Linked DNA regions of Homo sapiens: region 2 is linked to region 1. Evidence: read pairs that join two places in POLR2A ChIA-PET (ENCODE). Cell type or tissue: GM12878. All regions are shown on one strand. Links, peaks and the distances in the headings refer to the core of each region. The heading gives the core; the rest is flanking DNA.

What was found. Peaks named below come from ENCODE experiments on the same cell type or tissue, not always from the same donor. Only the 100,000 strongest peaks of a DNase experiment are listed, where the experiment ranks them.
Region 2: POLR2A ChIA-PET joins it to region 1 with 6 read pairs; 3 of 35 experiments call an interaction of 5 or more read pairs at or near these places.

The regions. Positions count from the first base shown.
Region 1 is chr19:18,101,832-18,108,054 of GRCh38, reverse strand. It overlaps MAST3 (microtubule associated serine/threonine kinase 3), which reads right to left. Exons shown (of 28, transcript NM_001393504.1): 2 at 437-468. Among named protein-coding and RNA genes, the nearest start is that of MAST3, 7.2 kb to the right of the region's middle. RefSeq lists a silencer at 3,557-3,666. In GM12878, for the core only: no CTCF peak of the experiment used is centred there; a DNase peak (open chromatin) is centred at 3,553; H3K4me3 peaks cover 817 bases; H3K27ac peaks cover 787 bases.
Region 2 is chr19:17,779,158-17,783,157 of GRCh38, reverse strand. FCHO1 (FCH and mu domain containing endocytic adaptor 1) reads right to left here. Exons shown (of 29, transcript NM_015122.3): 21 at 1,815-1,927; 22 at 1,619-1,706; 23 at 1,338-1,446; 24 at 1-141. Among named protein-coding and RNA genes, the nearest start is that of B3GNT3, 14 kb to the left of the region's middle. In GM12878, for the core only: no CTCF peak of the experiment used is centred there; no DNase peak of the experiment used is centred there.

The DNA of each region.
Region 1 (6,223 bases), core at 1,342-5,341:
CCTTCCAAAGTGCTGGGATTACAGGCGGGAGCCACCGTGCCTAGCTGAGAGATGATTTTCTGCTGGTGTTCCCCAAAAGGAAGTGAGCTCCCCGTCATGAGAGGCATTCAAGCCAGTTCTAATACACTTCAGCTGAAATTCAACATCTGGACTCTGGATTCCAGACAAGTTTCTCTCCTTCCCAGCTGAGTGTCCTTAGCTGGTGATGAAACCCCTTTGCACCTCAGCTTCCTCATTTGCAAACTGGCATGGCCTCCCATGTTTGTGGTGAGAGGCCAGGTGCTTGTGAAGCACTTTGCAAACACGAGGGCAAGAATGAACATGAGATGTGTTGCTGTAATTATTAAATACATTCACAATTCAGTGGCTGTTGCTGAAATATCCACTTCCAAGACCACTGGGGCCCACCCAGCCCGCCAGTCCCAGGTGAACTCACCCACGTCCTCGGCGTGGCAGGCTCAGCTCCTTCTGCAATGAGACAGAAATGGGGATCATTCTCAGAGAGACTAGCCCTCAGAACCCCTGGCCGTTGATGCACCCCCACAATCCCCAATCCCATGCCCCAACCAATGCATCTTTCCCGCTCACTCTACACACTGGCTCAGCCCTGCCTCAAGGCCTTTGCGCTATCTGTGCGCTCTCTCAGAACAGCCTTCCCTCCCTTCTGGCCCTAATTAACTGCAGCTCATACTCCAGATCTGAACTCAACATCCTTTCTTCCTGGAGGCCCTCCAGATTCACAGTCTAATTCCCCACCCGGCTCCTACCATACCTGCATTAAAAAATATTTTAGGCTGGGCACGGTGGCTCACACCTGTGATCTCAGTACTTTGGGAGACCAAAGCAGGAGGGTTGTTTGAGCCCAGAAGTTTAAGCCAGATTGGGCAACATAGCAAGACTACATCTCTACAAAACTTTTTAAAAAAATTAGCCAGAGTAGGCCGGGTGCGGTGGCTCACACCTGTAATTCTGGCACTTTGGGAGGCCAAGGCGGATGGATCACTTGAGTTCAGGAGTTTGAAACTAGCCTGGGCAACAGAGTGAAACCCCGTCTCTACAAAAAAAAAAAAAAAAAAAAAAAAAAAAAATTGCTGGGCATGGTGGCTCAAGCCTGTACTCCTAGCTACTTGGGGGGCTGAGGTGGGAGGATTGCTTGAGCCCTGTCTCCAAAAAAAGGCCGGGCCGGTCAGGCGCAGTGGCTCATACCTGTAATCCCAGAGCTTTGGGAGGCTGAGGTGGGCAGATCACCTGAGGTCGGGAGTTCAAGACCAGCCTGGCCAACATGGTGAAACCCCATCTCTACTAAAAATACAAAATTAGCCAGGCATGGTGGTGGGTGCCTGTAATTCCAGCTACTTGGGAGACTAAGGCAGGAGAATCGCTTGAACCCGGGAGGCGGAGGTTGCAGTGAGCCGAGGTCACACCATTGCACTCCAGCCTGGGAAACAAGAGCGAAACTCCATCTCAAAAATAAATAAATAAATAAATAAATAAATAAATAAATAAATAAATAAGAAGGGCCAAGTGCGGTGGCTCATGCCTGTAATCCCAGTACTTTGGGAGGCCAAGGCGGGCAGATCACAAGGTCAAGAGATCAAGACCATCCTGGCCAACATGGTGAAACCCTGTCTCTACTAAAAATACAAAAATTAGCTGGGCGTGGTATTGCACACCTGTAGCCCCAGCTACTCGGGAGGATCGCTTGAACCTGGGAGGCAGAGCTTGCAGTGAGCTGAGATGGTGCCATTGCACTCTAGCCTGGCAACAATGAGAGATTCCGTCTCAAAAAAGAAAAAAAAATTAGCCAGGTGTGGTGTTGCACGCCTGCAATCCCAGCTACTCAGGAGACTGAGGTGGGAGGATTGCTTGACCCCAGGAGTTGGAGGTTGCAGTGAACTATGATAATACCATTGCACTCTAGTCTGGGTGACAGAGCAAGACTCTAAGTCTAAAAAAAATTAATAATAATTTTATTTAAAATTACCAATTAGTTGTATTTATGAAGAAGTATGTCAGTAGTGGCTAAAAACTAATAATCTGTTGAGAAAACAGAGATTCCTGAGTTGTCCTCTCCCTGTCCCATCTCAGATGTCCCTCTCCTCCTGGGTCTAGGTCTGAACGCCATTCTCTCCTCACTCGCTGCAAAGCCTATGCAGGTTTGGGCCCTGGGTACCAGTGGGGGCGTGGGGAGGACGGCTGACGGGTGACTCCCTTTTGAAGACCCTTTTAGAGCTCAGCAAACTGACCTGCACCAACTCTGGGTGCCCTCACCGCATGAAGGATAGAAAGCCGTGAGCTTGTGTTCCACTGTGACCTCACAGTCCATCCTCAGACATGGGCTGCCCAAGAGGGTTTTTTTTTGTTGTTGTTTTTGTTTTTTTGAGACAGACTTTTGCTCTTGTTGCCCAGGCTGGAGTGCAATGACACAATCTCGGCTCGCTGCAACCTCTGTCTCCCAGGTTCAAGCGATTCTCCTGCCTCAACCTCCAGAGTAGCTGGGACTTTTTTTTTTTTTTTTAGAAGAGACAGGGTTTTGCCATGTTACCCAGGCTAGTCTTGAACTCCTGACCTCAGATGATCCACCCACTTTGGCCTCCCAAAATGCCGGGATTACAAAATGCTGGGATTACAGGCATAAGCCACCATGCCTGGCCAAAAAACCAGTTTTTTGTTTGTTTGTTTGTTTGTTTAGATGGAGTCTCACTGTATCGCCAGGCTGGAGTGCAGTGGTGCAGTCTTGGCTCACTGAAACCTCTGCCTCTCGGGTTCAAGCGATTCTCCTGACTCAGCCTCCCAAGTAACTGGGGTTACAGGTGTGTGCCAGCATGCCTGGCTAATTTTTGTATATTTAGCAGAGACGAGGTTTCACTATGTTGCCCAGGCTGGTCTCGAACTCCTGACCTCAAGTGATCCATCCACCTTAGCCTCCCAAAGGGCTGGGATTACAGTGTAAGCCATCGCACCCGGTCAATCACGAGGGTTTATTAAATTCTCAAAATGCCATGTGGCACAAGTTTAGAATCTGGGGACACCCAGACCTGGGTCCAGTTCAATTCTCTGTTTCTTCCTGGCCATGCAAATTATTTGTATGCCCCGTGCCTCAGTTTCCCCATCTGTAACTGGAGATGACGTGAGGAGGGTTCTGGGTTAATCATGATCAGCCATTACTATTGCTGCTGTTGTGTGCTGTTGTACTATTGTTGAGCTCAGCAAGGGACCATGGAAGCTGTCATAATACCTGGTAAATGTCCTTGCATTTACTGAGCCACCTCCTACGAACCGCGGGCAGGGGCTGTTTTACTGGCAGGGAAACTTAGGTGCAGAGGAAAGCCGGCTGCCCACGTCTCTTAGTGGAGTGAGAGGCAGGAAACTGGGTCTCAGGACACCCTCCCTCCACACACATCAGGGCGGCCACGTTGGGGACACACGACTATTTTTACTTTGGTGGGCTCCAGGCTGCCCACGTCGTGATCTGGGTGTTCGCCATAGCAACCAGTGACGCCATCGGCCCCTACAGCCAATTGGAGGGGGCCGGAAGCTGCTGGGCTGCCGGATGACCCAGCTGGGAGGGCAAGGTCTCCCGGGAGAGGCGGGGAAGGGTCGCGGGGGTGTGGCGTTACCCCAGGCCTGACTTCAGCTGCTCTGCGCTCAGAAAACCAAGCTGTCACGATGGGAGGAGAATAATCTACCCCTCGAAGGTCTCTCTGACTGCTTGAATATGTCTGAGGACAGACAACTCACGGCGTTTAGTTCAAGCAGTCATGGTGATGGAACCATCACCACCATCACCGTGGCCATTAGGGTCTCCTTCTTCCCCTTCCAATAGTTGTGGGAATTTTTTTTTTTTTTTTTTTTTTTTTTTTTTTTTTTTTTTTGAGACAGCGTCTGGCTATGTCGCCCAGACTGGAATGCAGTGGTGCAATCTTGGCTCACTGCAACCTCCGCCTCCAGAGTAGCTGGGATTGTGGGCATGTGCCACCACACCCGGCTAATTTTTGTATTTTTTATAGAGATGAGGTTTCACCATGTTGCCCAGGCTGGTCTTGAACTCCTGGTCTCAAGTGATCCACCTGCCTTGGCCTCCCAAAGTGCTGGGATTACAGGCATGAGCCACTGCACCCAGCCAGTTGTGGGATCTTATACCACTTCCTCCACTACCCCACGTGAAACAGGGAGGGATTTGAACCCTGGTGGGGGGTCCCACTTGCACCCCATCCAGGCATTTCCTTCCAAAACTCTGACAGTCCTAGGTTCCCAGTCTGGCTCCCCCACTCCTGCACTGTGTGACCCGACAAGTGACTTAACCCCTCTGTGCCTCAGTTTTCTCATTTGGAAAATGGCCCAGTGACATAGGGTCCCTGGAGGAATCAATGAGTAGCAAGCTCAGAGCCTGGTGCTGGGGGAGACTTGGATGGATGGGAGTCAAGACAATGATCAAGACGTGAATAATAACCACCAGTTGAAAGTTGCTTCCAAAAGACAAAAAGATGTGAATATTTTGTTTGTTTGTTTGTTTTCAGATGGAGACTTGCTCTGTCGCCCAGGCTGGAGGGCAATGGTGCGATCTTGTCTCACTGCAACCTCCACCTCCTGGGTTCAAGCGATTCTTCTGCCTCAGCCTCCCAAGTAAGCTGGGATTACAGGCGCCCACCACCACGCTTGGCTGATTTTGTATTTTTAGTAGAGATAGGATTTCACCATGTTGGTCTGGCTGGTCTTGACCTCCTGACCTCAAGCAGTCCTCCCATCTCGGCCTCCCAAAACGCTGGATTACAGGCATGAGCCACTGTGCCTGGCCTGAAGATGTTTTTTTAAAGTGGCAGAGAGAGGTGAGGCAAAATCGGCAGCTCCCTGCAAAGGCTCCCGGGGAAGCTGGACCACACAGAACTCTCCTGGCACCACTCCCGGACCCTTCGGTCCCCGCACCATCTGCTTTCCACCCACAGCTCCCTCTGTGCCTGCTGTTCCCCTGGGAGTGGTTCCCACCCAGAGGAGTGGAGGTTGGGGAGGCCCCGACCCCCTGAAACTGCCCTTTAAAGGTAATATTTATGGTATACCCGTCTGCGCTTGCCCAGGCTGGGGGATGCTGCCTCCCCAACAAGCTTTAGCCCCACCTTGAGGAAATCCCATTTTGGAGAAGACATAGCACAGCAGGAGCACCCCCATACTGGAGGGATTAAGAGAGACCCGAAGCAGCTGGGTGCTGTGGCTCATGCCTGTAATCCCAGCACTTTGGGAGGCTGAGGCGGGAGGATCACTTAAGATCAAGAGTTTGAGCCAGGTGCGGTGGCTCACGCCTGTAATCCCAGCACGCTGGGAGGCCAAGGTGGGCGGATCACAAGGTCAGGAGTTCAAGATCAGCCTGGCCAACATAGTGAAACCCCGTCTCTACTTAAAATACAAAAATTAGCTGGATGTGGTGGCAGGCGCCTGTAGTCCCAGCTACTCGGTAGGCCGAGGCAGGAGAATCCCTTGAACCCCGGAGGCGGAGGTTGCAGTGAGCCAAGACCACACCATTGTACTCCAGCCTGGGTGACAGAATGAGACTCCGTCTCAAAAAAAAAAAAAAAAAAGGTGGCCGGGCGCAGTGGCTCATGCCTGTAATCCCAGGACTTTGGGAGGCTGAGGCAGGCAGATCACCTGAGGTCAGGAGTTCGAGACCAGCCTGACCAACATGGAGAAACCCCGTCTCTACTAAAAATACAAAATTAGCAGGATGTGGTGGCGCATGCCTGTAATCCCAGCTACCTGGGAGGCTGAGGCAGGAGAATCGCTTGAACTCGGGGGCAGAGGTTGCGGTGAGCCGAGATCGTGCCATTGCACTCCAGCCTGGGCAAGAAGAGCGAAAGAGTGAAACTCCGTTTCAAAAAAAAAAGGCCAGGCGCAGTGGCTAACACCTGTAATCTCAGCACTTTGAGAGGCCGAGGTGGGAGGATCACGAAGTCAGCAGATGGAGACCATCCTGGCTAACACGGTGAAAGCCCGTCTCTGCTAAAAATACAAAAAATTAGCCGGGTGTGGTGGCAGGAGCCTGTAGTCCCAGCTACTCGGGAGGCTGAGGCAGGAGAATGGCATGAACCTGGGAGGTGGAATGAGCGGAGATCACGCCACTGCACTCCAGCCTGGGCGACAGAGCAAGACTCCGTCTCAAAAAAAAAAAAAAAAAAAAAAAGAGTTTGAGGCCATTCTGGCCAACATGGTGAAACACCATCTCTACTAAAAA
Region 2 (4,000 bases), core at 1-4,000, 320 kb after region 1:
GCGTTGGGCTGGAAGTGCTCAATAGCGGTTGTGTGTACAAGCCGGAAGCTGAGGACAGGTGGTGGTGGGGTCCCGCTGAACACACGCACGATGCCAGCAGGGAAGGTCATGGTCAGCTCCCCAGTTACTCGAGCCAGGCAGCTAGGGAGGATGAGGGGACTGGGTGTTGGCTTAGGGCTCTGCCTGGTGCCTCATCCTTCCCCTTCTCTTGGTTTCACTGGTGCCTGTGGCTCCCCAGACTCCTCGGATCTAGGAGGATGGCCCTGATGATCCCCCGTATCCTTTCCCCCAACCTCCTCTTTCATTCCTGCCTGGACAGGAAGAATCCACCCTGGGCTGAAGGAGGCAGGAACATCTCCATCCCTAGTTCTCTTTTCTCCTAGGCCACCAGGAAGCTCAAATTAAAATGTTCAGTTTTTTAGCTATCCTTTGCTTGGGTTTTTGATCTGACACTCTCCTCTTCTTCATGGTTTGACTTTCAGATCTTTTCTGCTGAAGGCCACCCCAATATATATCCCTGCACTCCGCTTGTCCCTAACCCACGCCCTTACCCACTTACTGGGCCTAACTTCTAGTATTACTCCCTTCATCTTAATGCCCACGGCAGCCTTGGCGTCTACAGCAATGCATAGCCCTGCTTAAATGCTCTCCTATGGCTGGGCACAGTGGCTCATGTCTATCCTCCCAGCACCTTGGGAGGCTGAGGCAGCTGGATTACTTGAGGCCAGGAGTTCGAGACCAGCCTGGCCAACATGGTGAAACCCTGTCTCTACTAAAGACACAAAATCAGCAGGGTGTGGTGGCATGTGCCTGTAATCCCAGAATTACTCGGGAGGCTGAGGCAGGAGAATCTCTTGAACCCAGGAGGCAGAGGTGGCAGTGAACTGAGATCACGCCACTACACTCCAGCCTGGGCAACAGAGTGAGACCCTGTCTCAAAACAAACAAACAAACAAATAAACAAACAAAAAGCACAATAATTTAGTCGGGTGCAGTGGCACGCATCTGTAGTTCCAGCTACTCGGGAGGCTGAGACAGGAGAATTGCTTGAACCCGGGAGGCAGAGGTTGCAGTGAGCTGAGATTGCGAGATTGCACCACTGCACACTCCAGCCTGGGCAGCAAGAGCGAAACTCTGTCTCAAAAAAAAAAAAAAAAAAAAAAAAAAAAAGGCCCTCCTATGGCTCCACTGCCCTCAGGACAGGGGCCTGGTCACTTGGCTCAGTGTTCAAGGCCCTTTCACTATAAGACAGACCATGAAGCACATCTGAAAGCTGTCCCTGCTGGACTCCCCCAACACAGACTTCCCACGGGCCCTGTCTGCCCATCACTGGGTACCTGGGGCTGTGGCCACGGAAGTAGGCGTGGACATACTCTGTGAAGGCTGTGGCTATGGGCAGGGCATCCTGGGAGCCCAGGACCACAGGGCTCGGACCCCGGGAGACTCCTGGGGGTGGTGGAGAGGGAATGGGGAACAACGGATAGACAGTGTGAATATAGGCTCCAGGCTCGAGACTCCCTCCGCCCAACCACACCTCTGCCAACAGAGAAGCCACCCACCCAGACCAGAGAAGGTGACACTGAGGCCCAAAGCCAGGCCCAGGACCGCCCTCACATACCGTGTCCTGTCTGGGATAAGAAGCTGGGCCGTTCCAAGGCAGTGCTGGCGGCTGAAGAGCCCAGTGGGGAGGGGCTCAGGGAACGAGACTGGAAGGGAAAGAGACAATCTTGGCTGTGAGTGCCCCAGGACCAGTGCCCAAAAGCGGACCCCAGACGCGACCCCCAGTCCAGCTCCTGCCACGCCCCCTCACCTACCAGGTCCCCATTGCTACGTGTGAGAGGGCAGGACACCTTCCTAGAGCGAAGTCTCCTGGGTGGGGCTGCCAGGCCCTCCCTGGCTGTGGGGTCAGCAGGTGCAGGCATCAGGTCTAGGAGCGAGTACAAAGAGGCACTGCTGAGATGCTGCCCGGGGCCTCTGGGGCCTCCCCAGGGGCACAAACTCAGCCAAAATCTTAGGAGGTGGGCTTTTCTGCAGAGACCCCCAATGGGTCTGAAGTCCTGGTGTTGCAGAAAAGGTGCCAGACAGGACTGCAGATACTGTCCACACCCCCAACCCTCCCAGACACCAGAATGGTGGCCCAATAAGGGGTGAGCTCCCCATCACTGGGGGTATGCAAGCAAGCACTGAAGGCTTAAGACGCAGGCATGCTGTAAGGGGGGTTCAGCAGAGGATTTTTAGCCAACATTCAGCCATTTTGTGACCTCTACCCTTTCCGAGAACCTGACTGCAGCCACCTACTGTGGTCTGTGTCTGAGTCTCATGCCTTTAACACCCAAGCTCCCCTCCCTCTCCTGCTTCCTCAGGGTCCTGGTTCTGTTCCATCTATGAACGTGCTCCCTTGCTTGCCAACCTCCCCTCCCACCTACCTCCCCTCTCACCTGTACCCCAAGCTGTGCTCCCCGCTCTACCCGACTTTCTCAGCCTCAGCACTGTGGATATTTGGGGGCTGGACCATTCTCGGGGGCGGGGGCTGCCCTGTGCACTGTAGGGTGCTGAGCAGCAACCCAGGCCTCCACCCACTGAATGCCAGGAGCACCACTCCTGCCTGGTGGTGACAACCAAAAATGTCTCCAGACACTGACAATGTCCCCTGGGGGGGCAGAATTTGCAGGGTTGGATAAGAGCCTCTACTCAGGCCGGGTGCGGTGGCTCACGCCTGTAATCTCAACACTTTGGGAGGCCGAGGCAGGCAGATCACCTGAGGTCAGGAGTTCGAGACCAGCCTGTCCAACATGGTGAAACCCCATCTCTACTAAAAATACAAAAATTAGCCACGTGTGGCGGTACGCACCTGTAGTCCCAGCTACTTGGGAGGCTGAGGCAGAAAACTGTTTGAACCTGGGAGGCAGAGGTTGCAGTGAGCCAAGATCACACCACTGCACTCCAGCCCGGGCAACAAGAGCAAAACTCCCTCTCAAAAAAAAAAAAAAAAAAAAGAGCTTCTTCTGCCCCCACTCTGTGGTCTCCACCCACTCAGCTCTCCCTTGAACGGGCTCCAGCCTGGCCCTTTCCTATGGAGGGTGCCAGGAGCCCTTGTTGACACTACTGGGGACCTCGGGTGGTCACAGCCCACAGTCCCTCTGACTCGGGGGCTTCCCATTCTCCTCAGACAGCCCCCAGGAGCCCATCCCGCCGCTCTCCCCCCATCTCCTGCTGTCCTCCTGTCTCCAACCCCTCTGGGCTCCCCGGCTGTCCTCTCCTCTGCTCTCCCTGGGCGGCTGCTCCTCCTGTTTTGATGACGTCTTCAAGGAGGGGGTGCTCTGACCTGACCTTCCCCACACTCAGGGTCCACTGTGCACCTGACACCTAAAGGCACAGCCTCGACGTCCCCCACCCCTCCCTGACTCCACCCCTTCCCCATCCTCCTCCCTCCCTTGTCTCCGCCCCTTCCCCATCCTCCTCCCTCCCTTGACTGTCCCTTCCCCATCCTCCTCCCTCCCTTGACTCCGCCCCTTCCCCATCCTCCTCCCTCCCTTGACTCCGCTCCTTCCCCATCCTCCTCCTTCCCTTGACTCCGCTCCTTCCCCATCCTCCTCCCTCCCTTGACTCCGCTCCTTCCCCATCCTTACTCCTCCGAACTCTCCCCTGCAGCGACCTTTCCACCTGCTTCTCCCACTGCCACCCTTACCCCCATCGCCTACTTGCCTCCCTGGTTGCCTCCCCAGTCTCTGGTTTCTGCCCTCACTCCCGAAGCTGCCAGAGGGAGCCTGTGACCCCTGAGTCAGGTCCCGCCCCTCCCCTGCTCATGGCCCTCAGCGTTACTCAGGGTAACATTCACAAGCCCTCCCTGGGCCCATCAGGCCCTTCCTGGTCCCTGCCTTCTCTTCTTCCTCCTTCCGTGATCACCCCGTTCCAGCAGGCAGACCTCCTTGCTGTTCTTCAGACAGGCCTAGCGCGCTCCTGCCCCAGGACCTTTGCAGGGGCTGTGCCCTCTGCCCAG